2 separate regions of the Homo sapiens genome follow, and region 2 is linked to region 1. A link is a loop called in an ENCODE intact Hi-C map of the cell type or tissue named here. Cell type or tissue: dorsolateral prefrontal cortex. All regions are shown on one strand. Each heading gives the region's core, and the rest is flanking DNA. Links, peaks and the distances in the headings are about the cores only. Region 1 has its middle 33 kb from the start of LINC01565. Region 2 overlaps EEFSEC (eukaryotic elongation factor, selenocysteine-tRNA specific).

The links. Peaks named below come from ENCODE experiments on the same cell type or tissue, not always from the same donor. Only the 100,000 strongest peaks of a DNase experiment are listed, where the experiment ranks them.
Region 2: a loop joins it to region 1, with 5 times the contacts of the local background. A loop is called at or near these places in 5 of 110 quality-filtered maps.

The regions. Positions count from the first base shown.
Region 1 is chr3:128,604,648-128,613,326 of GRCh38, reverse strand. No RefSeq gene overlaps it. Among named protein-coding and RNA genes, the nearest start is that of LINC01565, 33 kb to the right of the region's middle. RefSeq lists an enhancer at 4,520-4,699 and a silencer at 4,710-4,909. In dorsolateral prefrontal cortex, for the core only: CTCF peaks have their summits at 4,599 and 4,801 (motif pointing right); DNase peaks (open chromatin) are centred at 4,806 and 5,372; H3K4me3 peaks cover 1,183 bases; H3K27ac peaks cover 669 bases.
Region 2 is chr3:128,302,304-128,310,982 of GRCh38, reverse strand. All of the region lies in intron 4 of EEFSEC (eukaryotic elongation factor, selenocysteine-tRNA specific), which reads right to left. Among named protein-coding and RNA genes, the nearest start is that of EEFSEC, 150 kb to the right of the region's middle. In dorsolateral prefrontal cortex, for the core only: no CTCF peak of the experiment used is centred there; no DNase peak of the experiment used is centred there.

The DNA.
Region 1 (8,679 bases), core at 402-8,401:
GTGACCTGTGCTAGCAGGGTGGGGCCTTCTGTCTGTCTCCGTCTCATGTTTACCCTCCTGGGGGGTGCGCAGAAGGCACATGGGCACACACATGCAGCTCTTCCAATGCTCAGATGTGCGCATGCCACTCTCACACCTGTGACTGTCACCGAGGCTCACAGACATGCACACACGAGTGAACACACGCAGGTGCACACACGGCGCTAGGCAGATTCACACATGCCAGATACGTGCACTCGCCATGTCCCTGGCCCTGGGGATACAGTCGGGAGTGGGCAGAGTCCCCGCCACAGGGACCTTGTGCAGCCCACAGAGATGCCTGCAGAGTGGAAATGATAAGGAGCCCGTTCACGCTCTGCCAGGTGCGGCTCTGGCTGCCACTGTCACCAGTGAGGGAACTTGCACAGCATGTGAGCCTGGCGTGCCGGTCTCAGAGCCTGTGTTCTCGCCTTCTGCACTACCCATCCTTTCTCACAGACTCTCCCCTTCATGCACAAGTGCACAGACTCCCAGAGGCATGCAGAGGCACACAGGCTGCTCTGGGGCACACGTGCGTGCAGAAACACTCTGCGTGGTGTGCTCACACGGTGAGTGCACCCTGCCGCTCTGTGCTACCACGCGCTGCTGCTCTGGAGAGCACCTGTCTGTTTTCTTTAAAAAAATTTAAATATAGGCTAGGTGTGGTGGCTCACGCCTGTAATCCCAGCACTTTGAGAGGACCAGGCGGGCGGATCACGAGGTCAGGAGATCGAAACCATCCTGGCTAACATGGTGAAACCCTGTCTCTACTAAAAATACAAAAATTAGTGGGCGTGGTGGCATGCGCCTATAGTCCCAGCTACTTGGGAGGCTGAGGCAGGAGAATCGATTGAACGCAGGAGGTGGAGGTTGCAGCGAGCTGAGATTGCACCACTGCACTCCAGCCTGGGCGACAGAGCGAGACTCTGGAAAAAAAAAGAAAAAAAATTATATACATATTTTTTAAATAGTAGAAATGGGGTCTTGCTATATCGTCCAGGCTGGTCTTGAACTCCTGGGCTTAAGCGATCCACCCACCTCAGCCTCTCAAAGTGCTGGAATTACAGGCATGAGCCACCACACTGGCCACCTGTCACGTTCCTAAGTCTCAGCTCCAGGTCCTGTCACTCTCCCCTCTGCCTCTTGGGGCCTGGCTTGAAGCCCTGAGGCCTGCCCACTTTCCTGACCACTTCTCTCCATCAGGATGGGGCCCCAGGCCTGGAGCTTGTGCATGGCACAAAGGCCTGGAGGAGAGGGAGTGGGGTCCAGGCACACAGGGAGTGCATGTTGGATGGACATGGACGAAGGCATGGCCACCCACCACCAGCACCCGCAGCTCTACCCGAGAGCCCAGGGTTTCCCTCTCCACCAGTAGAGAGGTGTGGCCTGCAGCTGGTCCACTGGGCCAGGTGCTGGGAGCCCTGGGGGAGCAGGACCAGAGGATGGGGTGGGGGGATTTGTCAGAGATGGAGGCTGACCTGAGGAGGAGATCCTTCTGAATCTGACAGGGCTAGAGAGGGGTGATTTGGGGAGGGAGGCTTGGGCTGGAGGAATCCATACACACTCGGGGTGAGGGGGAAGGAGAGGCGTTAGCTCCAGGAAGGTGTTATTTTGGGCTGTGACCCATGTGTGTGTGTGTCTGTGTGTCTCTGTGTATGCATGTGTGTGTCTGTGTATATGTATATGTGTGTGTCCTTGCACATGTCATGTGGCTGTGCAAGTGCATGTGTGTGTGCATGCATGTGTGTGTGTGTTGTGTGTGGTGGGAGGCAGCCTGGGGCTGTCAGAAGAGGGCAGAAGGTGGGATCAGGCCTAGCTGGACCTGAACCCTGCTTGTGCCAGCTGGGTAACTTTGAGGCAAGTCATTTAAGTTCTTTCTGCCTGTTTCCCCATTCAAAGAATGGACCAAATATTACTTACGTTGTGAAGATGACAAATATGTGTGTAAAATCCAGGCACACACGATGTGCTTAGGACACAGCAGTTATGATTTATTTGTGTGTTGTCTTTGTGGAGTGGGGGGAGGATTTGCAGCCTTTTAAGGACTTGGGAATTTCAGGTCTTGACAGAGCCAGTCTGGAAGGCCCATCTGGTGTGGCTGCTCTGAGGGACTGGGGACATTGCCCCCGTGTTTACAGAGACCCATAGTCAGACATCCATGGGCCAGGCACAGAGGCAACACAGCAGTCCTGCCCGCAGGGCCCCCAGTGGACAGGCAGAGGCGCAGATAATACAGTGGCTGTCCCAGGGTCCACAGCTGGGTGTGGGGGGCTTGAGGGTTAGAATTGGCCGGGCCCTATGCGGGGCATTTGATTCTAGTTCGTTCTATTTTTATCTTTTTCATCAGATCAGGGCACCATGCCCTCTGGGCTCGCTGCGTCTTCCTGCTTCCCAGCCCCAATTTCCCTCCCCTTTCCTACCTCCAGCGCATCTTGTGTGAGACGCATGGGGACAGGTGTGTGTACACCCTGGGGAATGTGTGGTGGGTTTTCATTTATCTGTGTCCATGTCGATCAAGAGCACATGCTCATGCTGCCTGTCTTAGTCTGTTCAGGTTGTGATAACAAATAACAACAATCGGGGTACTTAGAACAACACACATTCCTTTTTCACAGTTCAGGAGGGTGGTAACTCCAAGATGAGAGTGGCAGCAGGGGCGGGCTCTGCAGAGGGCTGTCTTCCGGGATGCAGCCTGCCGGTGTCCTCACTGTGTCCTCGCAGGCAGAAGTTGGCGTGCCGAGCCAGTGCTCTGCTATCAGGGCTTGGAGCCCAATTATGAGCACTCCTCCTTCATGGCCTAGTCACCCCCAAAAGGCCCCACATCCTGATACCATCACTATGGAATTAGGACATCAACAGGTACATTTTGGGGGGATAAATGCATTCAGACCATGGCACTGGTTTCAGTTGTCATGTAAGTCACCACTCATATATCAAGGCTAACTCATGACCCTAGATCTACATGGGGTCTGCCCTCTACCTCACAGCAGAGATGGACACCCACACCACCATCTTCCCCGTGTCTCACCACCTGCACCCCAATTACGGACACCTATGCCTCTGTCTTCCCTGCGTCTCTCAGCACTCTACAGCGAGTGACACACACACCTTCATCTTTCTTCCATGCTTCATGTTGCAGTGGAGAGGCTGGGGATTGGGAGGAGGTGCTGCTGGGGTATGGGGAGTGAGATCTGTGCCGCAGTGGGGTGGGATTCAGGAGAAAACCAGGCAGTGTCCCACCAGTTCACTTGCTTGTAACACAGAAACCTCTTCAATGGAAATGGAACCCTGTCTAGAATGCCAGACTCTCTGCTGACCATTCTCTCTGGTCAGAACTGGATCACTTTATTTGATGTAAATTGTATTTGATTTATTTTTTTCTTTTTTAAGAGATGAAGTCTCACTATGCTGCCCAGGCTGGTCTCAAACTCCTGGGCTCGAGTGGCCCTTCCGCCTCAGCGTCCCAAAGTGCTGGGATTACACGTGTGAGCCACAGCACTGGCCATAAATTGTATTTGATTTTTACAGCTACCTGTATTTAGCCATGTGAAAGTGATTTTCCACTTATGTCAGAGATACAAAGTTTCGTTTAGGGATAAATTGTAAAAAAGAATATAGGCCTGGGTGGTGGCTCATGCTTTTAATTCCCATACTCAGCTTGAGTACCGGAACCAAGACTAGTCGAGGCAACATAGTGAACCTCATTTCTTTAAAAAAAAAAAAAAGAAAAATGGCTTGAGCAGAGTGGAGCTGGATTAGCTGGAAGCTCCACCTCGCAGAGGCCGGGAGCCGGTGGCCAGGGTTGGGTTGCTGGATTTGACGCCACCTGGCTGTGTGACTGTGGAAAGGTGCTCAGCTGCTCTGAGCCTCCATTTTCCATTCATAAAACGGGGTCATATTAATTTCTAACAAGAGCGTGGTTGTTGGTGTGATCCTCAAATAAGCTGACAGCGGTCAGGTGGTGCCCATGGTCAGTACTGTGTAGGCCTGGCGTTAGGATGTGAATATGAACACGGGTGATAGGTGCGTCCTGCACATGCTGCAAGGTGGACCTGAATGCTGGCAAAACACTGATCTAGTTCAGCTCATGTTTCAGAGGGGAAATGGTCCCTTTTGCCTCATGCCACACTCCCCTGGCCACAGTGGAACCCAGTGGCTATTAAGGGGCTGTCTGGGGTCAGTCCTAATGGGTGGCTTTAGAGTCAGACGGGTCTCTGAGCCTCAGGGCCTCATCCATAGCATGAGATAACCCCTTTGGGAGGCTGAGGGAGGTGGATCATGAGGTTAGGAGTTCGAGACCAGCCTGACCAACATGGTGAAACCTCTACTAAAAATACAAAAATTAGCGTGGTGGTGCCTACCTGTAATCCCAGCTACTCAGGAGGCTGAGGCAGGAGAGTCGCTTGAACCTGGGAGGCGGAGGTTGCAGTGAGCCGAGATCGCGCTGCTGCACTCCAGCCTGGGCGACAGAGAGAGACTCCGTCCCCCCCGCCCCCAAAAAAAAGAATGAGATAACCCCATGCTCGGGGGGTGGTCATGGGACTATACCTGCAGAGCACACAGCAGGCGCTCCATAAATGCTGGAGTCATAACACCCCATGTCCCATGTGCCAGCTGCCCAGCAGCAAGTCTGGCCTCCTCCTCCGGTTCTCGGCCCTGAACAAAGTCACCGCTCCAGCGACAGCTCCTTGGCAAAGTGGGGCTCTGGGCCCTGGCGAGAGCGCGGCTGTCCTGCCCCACGCCTGCGAGGCCGGCAGGGATTGGAACCCGCGGCCGCCAGAGGGCGCCCCCGCCTAGGCCACGCGCACCTCCCGGCTGGCAGAGGGGCCGGTCCTCAGCGCGGTGGCAGCCTGGGCGCCCGCCCGCCACTACTGGGCTGTGTGTCACCCTGCCTGCCTCAGTTTCCTCGGCTGTGGCGTGGGATTCTCCCCGGGATCGCCTCGCAGGGCTGCTGAGAGGCTCGATGAACGCCAGCGGTTGTTGCGGCGCTGCTGTTCCAAGCCGGGGGTGACGGGAACCCACGTCCTCACGCCCTGGCTGCTCCCGGCTGCCCCGCGGGCCGGCAGCTTCCCGTTCAGGAAACTCAGCCTCGGGAAGGGCGGAGAAAGGTCCCGCGGCTGCGAGGAGCCCAGCGGGGCTTGGCGCCTGATGACCGGCTCCGGAACGGGCTGTTACCCCGCGTATCTCGGTCTCTGCAGCGGCCAAAGTCGCCCGCTGACCTGGAGCACCTGCAGGCCCTGGGCAGAGGACCCGGGGCCATTCCCGCAGCCCTGGCCTGGGAGCTCCGGCTTCTAGTGGTGGCTCCGGGTCAGGTCCTGTGGGGTCCCAGGGACATTCCCAGGCCGAGGTTCCTGTTCAGAGGCCACCCTTTGGCACCAGAGCCATCCAGCGCGGCCTGCGATTCAGGGCCAGAGGAAACAGCAGACACTGAGTGGCTGTCTGGCCCCAGCTTTGCAGAGCCTTTGCTTAGCCGGGAGTGTGGATGCCCGTTGGAGAGCCATGGCTTTTCCCAGCCTGTGTGGCAGCGTTGGGTGGGGCGGCCCCTCTCCTGGGCTGACCCTGAGCAAGGCAATGAGGACCGGTGCAAACTCCTCACAGCCTGTGGGCAGTTCATTAGCTGTGGTTCTCAGGTGCTTCTCATACACACTCTCAGTAGGGCACAACTTCCACGCTTCCATTTACTTATTTAGAAATGTGGTTTGGCTATGTTGGTCAGAGTGGCCTCAAACTCCTGGGCTCAAGCCATCCTCCTGCCTCGGCCTTCTGAGTAGCTGGGACTACAGGCGTGCGCCATTACGCCCTGCTACACATCCCTGCTTTAGCAGGTGAGCGAACGGGGCATGGATAGGGCAAATTCAAGGCTTCACGCCAAGTAATTGGGAGAACCTGGACTTGAACCTAGGTCTTCACCCCTCCCTGACATCAGGGAGATGGCCTTCCTGGAGCTGCAGCCAGATCCCACTGTCCCTGGCATTGTGCTGTGTCCATGCCTGTGCTACACTCCCTACCCTAACCCCCGTCTCACTCCGATTCTCCCCTCCTTCAAGGCTTAACACCTCCACAAATGCCACAAAACCTTCCCCAGTGATCCCCACAGCTACTGGTGTCCTGGGTCTTCGAAGTGTTCCTTCTTGTCTGCCTGGAAAAACTCCTATTCATTCTCTTTTTTTTTGAGATGGAGTCTGGCTCTGTAGCCCAGGCTGGAGTGCAGTGGCACGATCTCGGCTAACTGCAAGCTCCACCTCCTGGGTTCACACCATTCTCCTGCCTCAGCCTCCCGAGTAGCTGGGACTACAGGCACCCGCCACCACGCCCGGCTAATTTTTTGTGTTTTTAGTAGAGACGGGGTTTCACCGTGTTAGCCAGGATGGTCTCGATCTCCTGACCTCGTGATCTGCCTGCCTCGGCCTCCCAAAGTGCTGGGATTACAGGTGTGAGCCCCCGCGCCCCGCTGAAAAACTCCTATTCATTCTCTAAAACCCACCCCCAGGGTTACTCCTGGGAAAGCTTAAGTGCTACTTTCCTTCTCCCTCTCATAGACATGGTTACTGCCTTGCTGGGGTCTCTGTGCACTGGGGTTACAATGTTGTGATGGTATCACCACATCTGTTTATATCCAGATTCATTACAAAATGTTTCTGTGTTTTAAAAATTGTAAAAGTGGTATGGGCCTATAGTCCCAGCTACTTGGGAGGCTGAGGAGGGAGGATCGCTCTAGCTCAGGAGTCTGAGGCAAGCCTGGGTGACGTAGCAAGACCCTGTTTGTAACAACAAAGAGAGATTTTAAAAATTGTAAAAGGCCAGGCGTGGTGGCTCATGCCTGTAATCCGAGCACTTTGGGAAGCTGAGGTGGGCAGATCGCTCAAGCTCAGGAGTTCGAGGCCAGCCTGCCGAACATGATGAAACCCCATCTGTACTAAAAATGTAAAAATTAGCTGGGCACGGAGTCGAGTACTTGTAGTCTCAGCTACTCAGGGGACTGAAGTGGGAGGATTACTTGAGCCTAGGAGGTTGAGGTTGCAGTGAGCTGAGATCACACCACTGCACTCCAGCCTGAGTGACAGAGTGAGCCCTTATCTCAAAAAAAAAAAAAAAAAAATCCCAATTGTAAGAGTTAACACATGCTCATACTAAGGATCCAGACAGATCAGAAGGGTATACAGAGGCAAGCAGAATCTCCGGCTTCCTACCAGCTTCTCTTCCAGAGAAACACAGTGTTAGCAATTTCTTGTGAATTCCTCTGGAAAGTCTCCATTCATTTACAGGATGTCACACTATATTGCTTTAATTATCCTTCTCTGTCCACTGCTCCATACCTAGTTCCCTGAGGACTGGCTAGGATCTGACTTAGGTAGGTGCTGGAATCAGTCCTGGGCCGGGCTGGAAAAGATGATCAGAAAATTTTGCATGGGATAGTTTTATTCCCTCCTGACACCAACTGACCAGATAGCATGGGATCTGGTGAACCTCCTTGCTCCTAATTGGAGGCTGCCATCTCCTAGCTGGCAGATGTATTTTCTTTTCCTTATAGAATATTATTATCATTACTGAAAGATGAATTCATTTTCAACATTTAAAACCTGAGAGATATTACTTAAAAAATATAATTTTCCCATCTGGCACAGAGGTTCATGCCTATAATCCCAGACCTTTGGGAGGCCGAGGTGGGAGGATCGCTTGAGCCCAGGAGTTCAGCCTGGCCAACAGAGGGAGACCTCATCTCTACAAAAAATTTTAATAATTAGCCAGGCATGCGGTATATGCCTGTAGTTCCAGCTATTTGTGAGGCCAAGGTGCAATTGCTTGAGCCCAGGAGGTCGAGGTTACAGTGAGCTATGTTTGTACCACTGCACTCTAGCCTGGGCAACAGAGCAAAACCGCCTCTTAAAAAAAAAAAAAAGAACAGTAGAATTTTCCAGATCTCTTGAAAAGGTTCAGAGGGTTCAACTGAGCACTCAGGTCTGTGCAGCCTCACCTCACTCCTTGTCCCCGAACCCCGGGGCCCCTAAGCCTGTGTCCCATGTCCTTGGCAACCTAATGAGGAAGATGGACCTGCATGAAAATAGTCCATGACAAGTGACTGCAGCAGCTGAGTTTCCCAGCAGAGGTGGGAGAATGATTGAGACGGACCCCAGGCTGGGGACTCTGCAGAAGCGTGAACCCCAGTGCTGTCCTGTGGGACACATACTCCTCCCGGTCCATGGGGTTCACACTCTGGATCCTCACTGTTCTGTTCACTGCAGAGAGGAGCAGGGGTGGGAAGTGGGTGGGCCTGTTTCAGGGTGGCCCCTGCTCAGCTCCAGGCATAGGGCCACGAAGGAATGTGGGCTCAGAGTGGCCAGAGCTTCCAAAGCAAAGCTGGAAATACAGCCTGAAAGAATGGACTTAAAGAAAATAAAAACCTGGTAACCCATGCAGCAAGCTCCGTATGCCAGTGGCCCTCAGTTTATGTCTCTGATTTGCTGGTACCCTCATTGCTTTAGAGAAAAGTTTCCCCCACCTAAGAAATAGGAAGTTCCTAATGGCAGAACCCAGGACAGCCCTTTCAATGGCTGCATTTTGCTTTATAGAAAACCCACCAGGCTGCCCCTGAGCTTCTGGTTGTCCCATGAGGAGAGGGAACTTCACTGGCCTGAGCCTGTCGACCGTGTGTGGTCCTGA
Region 2 (8,679 bases), core at 301-8,300, 300 kb after region 1:
TATCAAGTGGGCCTTTCCCCACACAGAATGTTGCATCAATAGAAGGCCTCCCCAGCCACTGCCACTGTAATAGTCACCTGCAGCCAGTACTGCTGAGACCAGCTGAGGGACAGAGGCCTCCAGACCTGCTTGCCAGGTGGGCAGGGTGGGGCAGCAGAGCACAGGGGCCTGACCTCCAGAGCCTGAGCACTACTGCAGGTTTCCAAACTGAGGTGGCAATGCAGTGCATTAAGACCAGTGGTTTTCAAGTGAAAAGGAAAATAAAAAATTGGAGTAGAATGCAATGCAATGGAAGTCAGGAGGTAAGGATACTATTTTGTAAAGCCTTTCACTTTCTCCACCTGCATGTGCATTGGGTCATGATACAGTCTATCTGTACAGTGATTATGAGGAAAAGGTTGGAAAACACTGTTCTGTTGTGTGCCTACAAAGAAAACAGCAGCATGACTCTCTCTGTGGGCCTCCTGTAAGTGTGGGAGACCAGGGGATAGGCGCAAGGCCACTGGCACGAGGTTGCTAAGAGGCAATCTCTTGGCTATGACCTTGTACAATTTTAGAAACTCTCAAGAAGCCAAACTAAGAGAGTGAGTAAAAGCCACAACCTCCAGGAGTCAAGATTACGGGGCAGGAGCAGTCAAAGCTGAAAGATGCGGAGATGGTTGTATGTGGCCCCTTGCTTCCAGAGGGAAAGGAGAGAAAAAGGAAATCCTGTGACTTTCTCCCTACCCTTAATTAAATACACAACTAAGGTGAGTTCTAATTTCCTAACCTTGCCAAAAGGCTCATCACTAAGCCACAGGAATATTCTTGGCAGTGCCTCAGATGGTCTAAAAATGCTGTGGCCAAAGGGCATCCAGATGATAATGGTGACACCTGCTTTTCTCCCTGAAAAGCACAGATACCGCACCTGCCTTTGGTTCTGTTATGACTTCATTAAGCTGCACAAGGTGTATGTGATTGGAAAAGCAACTGCTCCTTTGTTTTGCTTTTTGATTTCCTTCTCCAAGTGTGTCTATTTTAAATGGGTCAATGGATGTTAATGCTAGGAAAAGCTGACATTTGAATAAGATCACAGAGTGTGGCATCCAGCACCTCAGCAGGCCAAGCCAGGCTAGGTCAGGAGAGTGGGGAACTCTGAGGCCCCAGAGTGGGCGCCAAGAATCGGTGTGTCCAGGCCCTTCCTGCAAAGCACCTCTGCCCTTCTTGAGTAGAGAAGAGTTTCCAGAAGCTCCACACCTGAAGGAGTAGGGGTTTCTCTGGCTGGGCACAAAACTCCCAAGTGATTCTGACTTATGCCTCACTCCCTAGGCATTAGCCTTTCTCAGCTTGCTTTCACCCTCTGCCAGCATCCTCTAATTTGAATCTTCACAGCTAAAGTCACCATGACTTATGGCCAGAACCGATGGTCTTTTACTTACTGGTAAAAGTTTCTCCTTTGAACCTCAGTTTCCCCATCTGAAAATAAAGGCTTAGGTCCTACTCATTGGGTACACTGGTTATGTACATGGCCCCAGTAAGCGTTCAGCAGACAGCAGCAGGGGCCTCTCTCTTCTCTCTAGCCTCTGTGCGCTGACCCCTCTCATCCAGAAAGGACATTATCCTTGATTTTCCTGCTCTAGGCTTCCTCCTTTCCCATTTCTTCCTCTAACTCCAAACGCCAGCTGGCCCTCTCTCAGCTATCGCCTCCCCTCTGCCCTCTTTGCACCTGCTCAGTCTCCACCAGGTGCTGACAGCTGTTCAGGGCAGAGTCTCTGTCAGCTCTTCCTCTCCACTTCCACAGCCACCCACCGGAATTCAGGTCCTCTCCAAGCCATGTGCCAGGACTACACTTACAGTTTGTGACAAGCTGTTCCATCACCCTCTCGTGAACAAATAAACCTTCACTTTCACACTCTTGCTCATGGGCGAAGGCAGTCTTTCCGAATGAGATCATGCGTACAAACACCTAGTTGACTATCTGGCAGCCAGTAGGTTCTCAACCATAGTTGAAACACCTCAATTTTCAGTTCAAAAGAACAAAACACAAAACAAAACAAACACACCTCACGGACTCTCTTTAGCAGGCTGCAAGACAGGGATCAGCAGCTCCATTTCACAGACGGGGAAGCTAAAGCTCCGGCTCTATGCACCTGCAGACAGCAGGGGCGGTGTCTTGAGCTCTCCCATCCATGGTTCTAGGGCACAGGACCCATTTCCAAACTGGATTCCAAGGAGCCTTGTGTTCCCAGGGAGTCCTGGGGCTGCCATAGGTGTGAGGAGGGGCAGGAACAGAAGGGCCCAAGTCACCCATTTGCATTTCAGCCAGACTGGCTCCCTTTCTATAGGTTGTATTTGTGGGGATTCTTCATAAAATTTGATATTCAAGTTCTTTAGCTAAAAATGTTTAAAAGCTATTGGCATGAGGGGTAAAGCTTAGGTTTTGGGGGACTGGCTTACTGGTTCTCACTCAATAGCTGTGCGATTAAATGGCATTTGGCTTCAGTTTTTCCAGCTGCAAAGAGGGGATAAGAGTCCCAGCTTTGGAAGATTCCTGAGAGGATCAGAAATTAGTACTTGGAGAGCCTAGCTCAGCACGTGGCACACAGTAGGTACTCAAGGAAAGCTATGTCTTCTCCCAATTCCCCCTCCCCTGACACATCCAATCCAGCCTGGCACACACACTAAGCTGGCACCAAGAAGGACTGAGGTCAGAGCCTTGGCCCCTGCCAGGATGACTTGGCTCTTCCAGTCTGAGTGGTCAGGAACCTGGGCCACTGGGCATCATATAATAAGAGCAGAGCTACGGCCAAGCTTGGCCTCCAGCCTCTTCTGAGACCCACTCCTGGGTCTGAATGACAGAGACTGAGGTCACTGCTGAGAGCACCACTTTTCCAACTATACTTAACTGTGGGCGCAGAGCATGTGTGCAAGTTGCCGTGAGTTCCAACTACTTAGTCTTTCACCCTTAGCCACACAGTTCAACTGACAAGATGGGCACTGTTATGCCCAGGTGACCCCAGGGAACCAGGCACTGCCTGGGCCTCACAGAGCTCCAACAAGCATGTGCTCTCGCCTGCCACAAAGCCCAGGAGAGGCCTACAGGGAGAGCGCACAATCAAAAGCATCTTCATCATCCTTGAAAATGGCACAAGGTCAGGGCCAACTCCACAGTCAGCATCATCTCCACTTTACAGAGAAGACCCTAGGAGACTTAGTGATGGCCCCACTCACACAGGTGAAAGTATTGCAGCTGGACTGATACCCTGCCCAATGTGTGCACAGGCTGAGCACTATTTCTCTTAATGCCCAGTGCCAGATGCTGCAGGAGTCAGTCTAAATACACTTTCCTGTCTGTTCTTGTTGCGAATAAAGCAGCTCAGTCAATACTTTGCCCAGTTCATCCAGCCAATATTCGCTGAACCCCTACTGGAACCACAGGCCTGGAGGAATAGAGACCAAGTGGACATAGGGTATGCCTCTAGATATTTTATAAAGGCTCATCAGGCACCCTGTGGGAGCCAGGCCTTAACTTCCAGGAAGTTTTCATGCTAGCTGGGCCCCGCTGGGTCCCTCTTCCTCACTGATACCTAGACATAATCACCACAGGGAGAGGGTACAAGAAAAGCCCCTGCTAATCTCCACCCCCAACAATAAACCAAGCCCTTTCCTCCACATTCAACACTGGGGTCTGGGCCCCAGGGAACATGGACTCTGAACTGGGTGTCATTTTTCTCCAAGTCTTTGGCTCCATCTGCTGTCTCTGACTGTCACATGGAGCTGAGGCTAGAAACAGTGCTCAGAGGGTGCCTGCCAGCCTTGGGAAAAGCTTGGAGAGGGCAGGGGCAGGCAAGGCCCCATGTGTGGCCAGGCCCCACACCCAGCAGCAGAGCTGCTCTCATTCTGGGAAGGTGGGGCAGGTAGGACGTACTGGTGAGAAGACTGCTAGCCTGACCCTTGAGCCCCCTGCAGTCTGGTTCCAATTAAGTCCAAAAGTGAGCCTAGTTACCAGGTTACCCTGCTTGCTACAACTTGTCTTAAAAGCTAGGAACCATTTCACGCAGGGTGACCTGGGGTTTCACCCATGGTGCGATGCTGCCGTATGGGCTAAGTAGAAAGATTTTAGAATTTAGAAAGCCTTGGATTGGGGATGAATCACAGCTCAACCAATTAGCAATTGAGTGACCTTGGAAAAGTCACCTTCCTAAGTCAGTTTTCTCATCTGACAAAAAATATAAGAAGTACCTTGAAAGGATAGCTTTACGTGAATTAAATGAGAAGATATATGTAAAGTGAGTAGCACAAATCTTATCTTATCCAATAGGTACTTTCAACTACCCATTTTACAGATGGGGAAACTGAGGTTCAAAAAGTTTTTTTAGAACTTTTAAAAATGATTTTGATTTTAAAAAGCTACTATATATTGTAAACAAGAATCACATCTAAAACAAAATGACTCAGAAAGGTGAAAAGTAAAAAAAAGATAGATTACGTTAACAAATAGAAAACTGGATTGCCAAATTTAAATCTAACAAGCCTGAATTCTAGGCAGAGGAGGTTAAATGAGTCAAAGGGGCCACTAATGGTTAATGAAGGGCTTAATTTACAGTGAGGATATGAATAGTAAATATTTATATATCAAAAGGCAGAGCAACAAAATTTGTAAAGCACAAATTGTAGGCAATGCAAAAACAAACAATTTATAAAATAAGTGATTAGTTTGAACTAAGACCTATATTATAAGGTGGGGGGTTTATCTCAAACTTTATATTCTTATAACAGAATAACTCTTCTTTTTAAAAGCCGTTGGATCATTTACAAAATCATATATTAGGCCACAAGGAAAACTCAATAAACTCCAAACAGCTGACATGACACAGACCATATTCTCCCTTCACAGTGCAATAAAAACTTTAAATGCATGACAAAACAAAGAGGGGAAAAAAACCAAACAACTTGGAAATGAGACGATTTTCTCATTAAATAACTCGAGTTAAAGAAGGATGCAAAAGAGAAGTTGCAGGATATCTAGAAAGTAACATACAGTGGAATGCAACTAAAACGGTGCTCAAAGGACATTCACAAGCTCAAAGGACATTCACAACCTTAAACACCTAGGTAACTATTATATGATCAATGTATTTAGTCTTTAAGTCAAGAAACTAGCAAAAAGACAAATTACCCAATGAAAGAAATACATAGCAAAGATAAAAGCACAAATTATTCTATTAGAAAATATGGAATAATAGAATTGATAGATAAATGCAATTGCAAGTTCTTAAAAACCAGTAAAGCCCAAATACACAAAGTTAGAAATTTTAAAAAAGAAAATTACTACATATAAGAAAGTTTACTTTGCAAAACTAGATACAAATGAATTTGAAGATATAACTTAATAGATAATTTTCTAGGAAAATGTTATGTCAAAATTATCCCTGGCAGAGACTGAAACAAAAGACTAATAATACAAAGGAAAACAGTTTAAGTTATTAAAGTGCTACCCCCAAAAAGTATCAAATTCAGATGGTTTGAGAGACAAATTTCTTCAATCTTCTAAGGAATAGATAACTATTTTAACTGTTTAAAAAGAATAAAGGAGAAAACCTTCCAAATCCTTTTTGTGAGGCTAGCATACTAATACCAAGACTTGACATGACAAAAATTGCCAACCAGACATTTCAATTATGACATAAATATTACTGAAAGAATAATATAAATATTATTGAAAGACCAGAATACAACTAAGTAGGATACCTTCCAGAATGCAATACTAGAAAACATATTAATATAACAGCATAGTAAAAGGTCAAAAGACAAAAACCATAAATCACTCCAAAATACGCCATGAAGATTTTTCCAAAATTAAAAATAATCCTTGATTTAAAAAAATAAAAATAAATGAGTATTTCCTTATGATGAGAGAAAAGATAAATGAGATCGAAAAGCCATCACCTTACTTAATGATAAAACACTCACCACATTCTCATTAAAATTACAAACAACAGGCTGGCATGGTGGCTCATGCCTGCAATTCCAGCACTTTTGGAGGTCAAGCCAGGTGGGTCACTTGAGCTCAGGAGTTCGAGACCAGCTTGGGCAACATGGTGAAACCTTGTTTCTACAAAAAATACAAAAATTAGCCAGGTGTGGTGGTACACGCCTGTGGCCCCAGCTACTTGAGAAGCTGAGGTGGGAGGATCATCTGAGCCTGGGAGGTCAAGGCTTCAGTGAGCCCTGAACGCACCATTGCATTCCAGTCTGGGTGACAGAGTGAGACCCTGTCTTGAGGGAAAAAAAAAAAAAATTACAAACAACGAAAAGATGCCTGCCATTTAACATTGTTCTAGAACTACTAAGCAATGTAATAAGATAAGCAAATAAAATTGAAGGTCTAAACATTTAAAAGGAAGAATGGAAATTGTCACTGTTTGCCAATGATATAATTATATACCTAGAAAACTCAAGAGAATCAACGGAAAAGACAATAAAAACAATACCGAAGTCTGTTTTGGGAAGGTGGCGGGTTACAGGATTATATTTTAAAATCAACAGCTATTCTAAACAAAGAAAAATTTTAAATTATAACGAAAATAAAAATCACATTAATAATAGCAACCAAAATGCCTAAATATAAACTTAAGAAATGTACAGGATCTATTTGAAAAAAACTCAGAAACTCTAAGTAAGTGGAAAGAAAGACAATGCTCTCAGGAAAATTAGATATTATAATGATGTAAACTCTCTTTATATTACATCTATATTCAACTCAATTCAAATTATAATACCAAAAATTATTTTTTGGCAATTAAAAGTAATATTAAAGTTCATCTGAAAAATGCACCAGTAGCTACAGACACTCAGAAAAAACAAAAGGAGAAATAGGGAGGGTTGAGAGGCAGGGACTAGCCTTTCCAGAAAAAAAAAAAAAACCTATTATGAAACTGTAAGAATCAAAAAGAAAAGAAACACTGGCATGGAAGAAAAAATGTGAACAGATCAATAAGACAACAATAAAAAAAGCTCAGAGATGGACTTAAATTCTTAACAAAGGTAGCATTTTAAATCGGGAGTAAAAGAAGGATTACCAACAAGTGGTGCTGGTGCTACTAGTTAACATGGGAAAATAAAGTTAGATACTGTGCTTTCTCCTTGTGTCAAAATAAAGGTAGGCTACATGCAAAAGAATGAAAGAATGAAAACAATTTCAGAAGAACGTATGGGTGAATTTATAATCTTGGAGGCCAGTTTAAGCAGGACAGAAAACACAGAGGTCATAAAAGAATGACAAATTAGTCTCTGTAAGTATGTAAAACTTCTAAATGGATAAAAAAAACCAAGTCAAAAGTTTAATGAGAGAAGGTACAGTAGTTATTTACCACACAACTGACACAGAGCTCATTTCCTCACTCACAGAATTTATATTAATTAATAAGAAAGAAACAGCCTAGTATAAAAATGGGCAAAGACCATAAACAGGTAATTTATAGACAATGAAATGCAAATGGACAATAAACATATGCAAAGATAACCTCATTCAAAAATTAAATGCAAATGGAGTAGCAAGGAAATACTACCTTGTTTCACCTATCAGGTCAGGTAAAAATTGAAATGACTGATGATCCTTAATTTGGGAAGAAGTCTGGGGACGTGGGCCATCTCACATACTGTTGTAGGAATGTAACTTGATACCACCTTTCTGGAGGGAAATTAGGCAATATTTATCAACATTATAAATGCAAAGCGGTCAGGTGCAGTGGGTCATGCCTATAATCCCAACACTTTGGTAGACGGGAGGATTGCTCCTGTTGTCCAGGAGTTTGAGACTAGCCTGGACAAAAAAGTGAGACCTCCGTCTCTACAAAATAATAATAGTAATAATAATAATAATGTTTAAAAAAATGCAAAGCAATATATCATTTGATGCAGTAATCACAATTTTTAAGGATTTACCCATGGATATACTCATACAAGTCCATCAAGTTACATACAATGGGATGTTTATGCAGCATCAACTGTAATTTTTTTTAAAAGGCAACAGTCCATCAATGGCACTAAAATACTGGTTAAATAATATGGTACAGCCATATAACAGGGTATTTATGAAACACTGAAGTGAGACAGATGTAAATATACATGCTGAGAAATATTTGTAAGATCACAATAATAAAACAACCATTTCTTGTGAGTATAATTTTTAAAATAGCTTTATACACTTATATACGTGAGTATATGCATAAAATTGTTTCTGGGAAAATTCAGAAAAATTGTTAATAATGGTTATAAAGAATGGGTTTGGGATAGAGGAGGAGAGGCTCCTACTCTTCATTTTGTAACTTTCGTGCTGTTAGAATTTCCCAACCATATATATAACTTACCTCCCCCAAAAAAAAACAAAAAACAAAATCAATGATTATCTGATTATTTTTTCCTCTTCTGTATAAAAATTAGAAATGTTTTTAGATATTTTGCTTATAAGCCAAACTTTTTTAAAAAAATAATTGTTTTAGGATATTTATTTCTTACACTTTATGACTGGCATATGAAACCTAAGCTGGAAATCAGGGCATTAAATCAGTCGGCCTGCAGGATCAACCTCTCCTACCATCTGAAGCACCAGACAAGGGGCACTAACCCAGCTCTTCCCTTCACCCTCCTTTATTAATATGGCCATGGGTTTTGTCCTGCTTTGAAACCAGGTGCAGT